Linked DNA regions of Homo sapiens: region 2 is linked to region 1. The links are chromatin contacts, found by POLR2A ChIA-PET in ENCODE. All regions are on one chromosome and are shown on one strand. Each heading gives the region's core, a stretch centred on a gene start or an enhancer-like site at or near the end of the contact. The rest is flanking DNA. Distances are from core to core; before and after follow the strand shown. Region 1 overlaps PTGIS (prostaglandin I2 synthase). Region 2 has its middle 17 kb from the start of PTGIS.

Region 1 (3,547 bases), core at 447-2,946:
CTCAGGAAACACTGTGTTTATTCTTTTTAATCATCAAAATCAATGACTTTGGGCAAGACCTGTGAAATCTCAGAGCCTGTTTCTCCATCTGGAGAACAGGCAGGTAGGGCATTGCCAGCTCCCTGTGAGTGGGGGCCACTGGTGGGAGGAGATGGCCCTGGTCGCCCATGGGATGAGAAACTTACTCCTGCTTCTGTCCCTGGAGAAGGTCAGGGAGATGCCAGTGTGGCCTTAAGGCAATTCTAACACTTGCTTATCTCGTTTTGTAACAGAGAAGAGAGAGCTCTCAGCCTTGGCCACACCAGCATGGAGCCCCCTTCCCCAGCGAATTTATTTTTCATGGTCACTTTCTATTTTTGGCAGTGAGTGATACATGTTATCCACTATTGGCAGCAATTGGGGGGAAAAAAAGTTCATTTTAAAAACAAAGTTTAGGCCGGGCATGGTGGCTCATGCCTGTAATCCTAGCACTTTGGGAGGCCCAGGCAGGCAAATCACGAGGTCAGGAGTTCGAGACCAGCCTGACCAACATGGGGAAACCCCGTCTCTACTAAAAATACAAAAATCAGTTGGGCGTGGTGGTGTGCGCCTGTAATCTCAGCTACTTGGGAAGCTGAGGCAGAAGCATTGCTTAAACCCAGGAGGTGGAGGTTGTGGTGAGCTGAGATCGTGCCATTGCACTCCAGCCTGGGCAATAAGCGTGAAACTCCGTCTCAAAAAAAAAAAAAAAAGTTTAAAAAGCGAGTCTGTTTAAAGGAGAATATTTGGTAAACAACAATATTAAAATATAGCAAATAATAGTAACAATAATCACAATGGTAAGGAAACACTTCATTAGATCAACTTAAGAGTATTTTATTCTTGGCTGGGCGCGGTGGCTCACACCTGTAATCCCAGCACTTTGGGAGGCCGAGGCGGGCAGATCACGAGCTCAGGAGATCAAGACCATCCTGGCTAATACGGTGAAATCCCATCTCTACTAAAAATCCAAAAATTAGCCGGGTGTGGTGGCGGGTGCCTGTAGTCCCAGCTACTCAGGAGGCTGAGGCAGGAGAATGGTGTGAACACGGGAGGCAGAGCTTGCAGTGAGCCGAGATCACGCCACTGCACTCTAGCCTGGGCAGCAGAGCGAGACTCCATCTCAAAAAAAAAAAAAAAAAAAGAGTATTTCATTCTTGCCACTGAGCTTAAAAAGAAAGAAAGAAAGAAAGAGTATTCCTAACATATGTCCAGTAATTTTGATTCTTAAGCAAGGGATGAAGAAATACAATGGCATCCAGGTAACTTCCTAACTAGCGCATAGCAGGTAGCTAACCCACTCATCTCTCCCTCTTTTCTTTATAGCTTCTATTTTTTTTAAAGAGAAAAATAACGATTAAAACAAGGGCAGGTTTAAATAATCGTCTCCTGAGCTGCACTTCAGTATCTCAGGTAACAGCTGGAGCTGCCTGGTGGGAGCACATCTTTTCCTTGAGTGTAATTCACTAATGACTGTGGTTCCAAGGAGGTGCGACCTTTAAAGGGAATTGGCCCTTCTTTGAAGGCAGGTGAGAATCTAGTCTCAGTGACAACCCAGCCTGATTTGGAAGGGGGGAGTCATAAGGGTTTTCGCCCAGCACACCAGGGTTGCAGCCTGCGCAAGACCTTCCATAGCTATTTCTGCCGGCTTGCTTCCTTCCCTTCCCAGCCACGATGAGGCAGCTGAGGGTTGCCACGGAAACCGGCTCTGTCCTCCCACTGGAGGCTGCCAGCTCTGATTTCCTGCAGAGTTAAGAAGGAGGCGGCAGTGGGGGTCACCCAGGCGTGAAGATGGGTTTCCCTGGGGATATCCTGCCTCCTGCCAATCACAGCGTCTCTCTGGGAATCCTGGGGGTGCCTGGAGGCTGAGGCCCAGGGAAGCCCCCAAACCCCAGTGCTGCTCTGAGAAGAGACTAGCCTCTGGGACATTCAGAGGTCTGGGGTTCTTTTATCTCCCTCCAGCTAAAGCTAGAGGGACCTCATTATGTGTCTTACAAGATGTACCCAAGTTTAGGTGCCTCTGGCTCTGTCAGCTCCTGAAGTCGAGAAGAATTGTCCCATCACCAGTCCCCTTGAGCCCAAAGAACAGGAGTTGCTCATCCAGCATTTGCTCCTGGGACAGTAAATCTGCCTGCAGAGTTCTACAGCTTATGAGCTATGTGGCCCCAGGCAAGTCACCTCACCTCTCAGTTTTCTCATCTATGAAGTGGGCACAACCCTCCTTCTCTTCATAGAGATGCTGTGAGGAGTAGACATACTGTCTGTAGGGTCTCTCGCAGGCATTTAAAGGGTCTCAATAAACAGGACTTTATATTAATAAAAATAGCATCATAAAAAAGGTTTGCAGGCCATTTTTCTCTTTAAGCTGTTTTTTATTTTAATTAATTATTTATTTATTGAGACAGAGTCTTGCTCTGTCGCCCAGGCTGGAGTGCCGTGGCGCAGTCTCAGTTCACTGCAACCTCCACCTCCTGGGTTCAAGCAATTCTGGTGCCTCAGCCTCCTGAATAGCTGGGATTACAGGCACGCACCGCCACACCTGACTAATTTTTTTATGTTTAGTAGAGACGGGGTTTCGCCATGTTGGCCAGGCTGGTCTTGAACTCCCGACCTCAAGTGATCCGCCCACCTCGGCCTCCCAAAGTGCTGGGATTACAGGCAAGCCGGGGCAAAGGCAAATTTTCATCACTGATACATTTGTTCAAAGGGTGGTGCACTCAGGCTGGGTTGGACCAATTAGCTGGTCCCCACCACCTCTTACAATGTCACTTCTAAGAGTTAGAACAGGGTCTCACACTCAGATGCCTTCAGGTCCAGGAGGCGCTGTGAATGCAGAAGCAGACCCGGTCAGAACCCTGGTGAAGCCGAGAGCACATGTCCTGCATAAGGGAGGCGGCTGCCACTCAGCTCTGGCCAAGAGTTACCCTTGGGAATGTGAGCCCAGTGTGGCCAGATATACCAAGTTTTCAAGAGAAGCTGGACATTTTGAATGAACTCTCCCAAAGATGATAACAACTAAGGCATTTTTTTAAGTGAAGTCCAAACAAAACACGTCTGCAGACTGGATCGTGATCACAGTTGGGGCTTCTGCACTAGAATGCATGAAATCGGCACCTTCTTTTTTGGCTTGATCAGTCTAAGGAGTCCTGGCTGGCTCCTTCCAGCCATCTTGTCTGGGCTGTGTCTTCCTTAGCTCCCTACCTGAGTGCTGACACTGAGAAAGCCCATCCCATCTGGTGCCTGTCACTCTAGAACAGAGAACTCCACTCCTCAGAGCCCAGTGTTTGGAGGGTGCCCCTGTTCTGCACCGGGAATGCATCAGCCTTGGGGGAAGCTCTCCTGCATTTTCTCAAGTAGTGTGAGCAATGGGGCAATCTGGCAAATGGGGCCCCAGGGAAGCAGATCTTCTAAGGGACTCCTTTGGTTTTAGCTAGTTTAAGGATTATTGGGGGACTGACTGCTGAATGACATCAATGGACACAAAGGACATCCTGAGTGGCCTTTCTGTGGCCAGCATCCGCTTTGACTG
Region 2 (3,547 bases), core at 484-2,983, 79 kb after region 1:
GCAACATGACAAAACCCAGTCTCTACAAAAACAAAAACAAAAACAAAAAACCTAGCCAGGCGTGGTGGCATGTGCCTGTAGTCCCAGCTACTTGAGGGGGCTGAGGCACAAGAATCTCTTGAACCCTGGAGGTTGAGGCTGCAGTGAGCTGAGTTTGCACCACTGCATTCCAGCCTGGGGGGCAGAGAGAGACTCTGTCTCTAAAAAAATAATAATAATAAGATTTGACTGTGACTGAAATTCGCACAAGAACAAATCCCTTCTCTGTCCTGTTTGCTCGCGCCTGTCTTCATAGCACCCACCATGGAGACTTGCACATAGTAGGTGCTCAGTAAATATTAAATGCACACATGCCACTATGTAGCTGTGTGGCTTCAAGCAAGTTGTTTCTCCTCTCTGGTCCTCAGTTTCCTTCTCCCTTCACGAAGAGCTTCTTGTAGGGAAAGTCCATTCCTCTTTCTGGGAGGGTGTGTCCCCATCAGGGGTAGAGGGTTCAGGGGTCAGGAGCCGGCCACAGCTGCTATCTCCCTGAGTCACCAAATTTCTCAACTTGAGGCCAAGTGTCTAAATATTGTGACTGAGCCAGTTAGAGATAAGATGTGGAAACATTGATTTGGCCCAAGCAACTGCAGTCACGGTGCTGGAGCCAGACCTCCCTGGATCTTCTCAGCAGCATGAGTGAGTGTTTAGCACCTGCCAGGAACACAGGCTGCTGACCTGCAAACAGATGGGGAGGCCCAGATGCCTGGCTTGGCAGCAAGAGCCTGCCTTTGCCGTCTCTGTTTACACAGCCAGCATCCAGTCAAATCTCTGTGGCTCCAGTGGAGAAACTAAGGCCCAAAGGGAGTGAAGGATGTGTCGTCCAGGGTTACGCTGGGAGACTGCTATCCCATGAAGCTAAAACCCGCAAGTCCTAACTCCCAGCCCAGCACCTGTGGGAACCCACCAGGCCCAGGGAGAAGGAAGGCTGGCAGCGTGTCACAGGCAGGGAGCGTGCCTGAGCAAATGCTCAGGGGTGAAAGACCAGATGCAAGCTCAAACACTAGAGTGAATGGGAGAAAAGGCCACGTGTCCAGGACTTTGGACTCAATTCAGAGAATAAAAGGGAACCATCGATGGTTTTAGGAAGAAGAGCAGCAGGATCTGAGAGGCTTTTTCCAAGTGCTTATAGACCACCAGCATCAGAATCGCCTACGACAGGAGCTGGGGGAGGTTGTCAAAATGTGGGTTCCTGGGGTCCACCCTAGATGTGGCTCCCCATTGTAGCAGGCCCCCTCTGAGGGGATTCTGAAGCACACCCACTGTTTTAGTGAGTAGGAGATGCAGCTAACATCCCACTTATAAGGTCTAATCTCAGACAAACCTGGTTTCAAATCCCAGCTCTGCCACTTACTTGCTCTGTGATTTTAGGTCACTTACGACACCTCTCTGAGCCTGTTTTCTCTCCTCCGTAATGAAACAATCTTAGCATTTGCCTCAAAGGTTTGTTCTAAGGATTCAATAAGATAATGTAGGTAAAGTGCTCTACATAGATCCAGAGCCCTCCTAGTGCTCAAAAACACTGGTTTTTAGAGATTCCCTTGGGCAGCAGTGGGGAGAAAGCAATGGAGGAGGGCAGGCAAGGAGGCAGGGAAGCCAGTGAGGAGGCAGCAGTGGGACTCCGGGGAGAGGTCTGTGGCTAGGGTGTGGACATGGTGACGGGTGGGGTGGCTCCTTTGCACCGTGCCAGGTGGTGCCGATCTTGTATGCTCGATTGCGAAAGAAGCTCTCTGGAGTTGGTCTAGGGCAGGAGAGAAGAGGATGAGCAAAAAAACCAAAAGAGGTTGATCATAAAACCCATATTCGCAGTCACGGACTGGGTGCTTAGCGTGGGCCAGGCCCCGTGTTAGCTGCTTCCTGATCTTCATCCTCACAACCACCTGACAGTGTGGGTAGCACTTCATCAGGGGTTGTTAACCCCGACACTAGTGACACTTGTACTGGATAATTCCTTAATTAAGGGGCTGTGCTGTGCACTGTCAAATATTTAACAACACCCCTGGACTCTACCCACTAGATGCCATTAACACTCCCACCTTCCAGTTATGACAACCAAAACTGTCTCCAGACATTACCAGAGGTTTCCCGGGAGGCAAAATCACCCCTAGTTAAGAACCAGTGCTTTATTCTCCTTTTACAAGGAGGGAATTGAAGGCTCAGAGAGCCAAAGCCCTTTGCCCACAGTCTCCCAGCTAAGAAGTGGCCGGATTTGAACTCAGGTCTGACTCGGAGCCCCGGATGTTAACCTTTGCCGTGAAGGAGGCCACATCTATGCAGTGGCAGGCCCAGATGGTCTATATGGGGGTCTTGGGGACAGTGGTCTTTTCCGAAGGGGCAGCTGGAAACACCTGCTAAGCAGATGGGCTGCGTGAGCGTTTGTTGGGGGTGGTTGTAGAAGCGATGATGGGGATTATGAGAGAGCCAAATCCCCCTCCAGAGGCTACCACCATTTGCCCTGGACAGAGGGACTGAGGGAGATGGGACGTGGAGGGCAGGCAAGAAGGACCAAGGTGGCACTGTTAGGAGAAGCTGGGTGAGGTCATCTATGCCTGGAGCCCCACTGCCGGGAGCCTCCCAAAAACACTCTCCAAGACCTTTGGGCTAAATATTTATCCTGTGAATGCTCTTTTCCTTCCTGCATGGGGAGTGGGGCTTTGGAGGTGGGTCCAAGAAATTTGGGGAGACAGAATCCAGAGAAAGAGGAAGGGGACAGGCCAGAGGTCAGAGGTCAGGAGAAAGTAGTCAGAGGCCAGGAATAAACATTCATCCTGGCATCTAAAGCCTTCCAGAGTGAGCTCCACTGCCACCACAGCCATCTCACTCAGGGAGGCGTAGAATTCAAAATATGTTTTTGTTTTCTTAAGAGACATGGGGAATAAAATTACAATTTTTTTTTTGGTCCAGTCTTTTTTTTTTTTTCTTTTTTGAGACAGAGTCTCACTCTGTTGCCTAAGATGGAGTGCAGTGGCGCGATCTCAGCTCACTGCAACCTCCGCCTCCTGGGTTCAAGCAATTCTTGTGCCTCGGTCTCCTCAGTAGCTGGGATTACAGCCACCCACCACCATGCCTGGCTAATTTTTGTATTTTTAGTAGAGACAAGATTTCATCATGTTGGCCAGGCTGGTCTTTAACTCCTGACCTCGAATGATCTGCCCACCTCGGTCTCCCAAAGTGCTGGGATTACAGGCATGAACCACCATGCCCGGCTCAGTCTTGATATTTTTAAGCAAGGGAGTTGGAGGTGAAGGGAAAATTAAGTCAAAAAATCTTACCCAGAGGACAGGTGTGGTAGCTCACACCTATAATCCCAGCACTTTGGGAGGCCAAGGCGGGCAGATTGCCAGAGGTCAGGTGTTCGAGACCAGCCTGGCCGACATAGTGAAACCCCATCACTACTAAAAATATAAAAATTAGCCGGGTGTGGTGGCGGGTATCTGTAATCCCAGCTACTCAGGAGGCTGAGGCAGGAGAATTGCTTGAACCCGGGAGGTGGAGGCTGCAGTGAGCC

What was found. ChIA-PET counts read pairs that join two places held with the same protein, here RNA polymerase II (POLR2A).
Region 2: POLR2A ChIA-PET joins it to region 1 with 11 read pairs in H1. The contact joins two enhancer-like sites. POLR2A ChIA-PET finds 5 or more read pairs at or near these places in 4 of 52 experiments (H1, HepG2, WTC11 and 1 more).

Annotation. Positions count from the first base shown.
Region 1 is chr20:49,503,980-49,507,526 of GRCh38, forward strand. PTGIS (prostaglandin I2 synthase) reads right to left here. Exons shown (of 10, transcript NM_000961.4): 10 at 1-3,547. Among named protein-coding and RNA genes, the nearest start is that of KCNB1, 23 kb to the left of the region's middle. RefSeq lists an enhancer at 1,203-1,704. Within about 2 kb of position 1,697, at least 2 of the 41 ENCODE cell types and tissues checked have a DNase peak (open chromatin) inside an H3K27ac peak, as active enhancers do.
Region 2 is chr20:49,583,183-49,586,729 of GRCh38, forward strand. No RefSeq gene overlaps it. Among named protein-coding and RNA genes, the nearest start is that of PTGIS, 17 kb to the left of the region's middle. Within about 2 kb of position 1,734, at least 20 of the 41 ENCODE cell types and tissues checked have a DNase peak (open chromatin) inside an H3K27ac peak, as active enhancers do.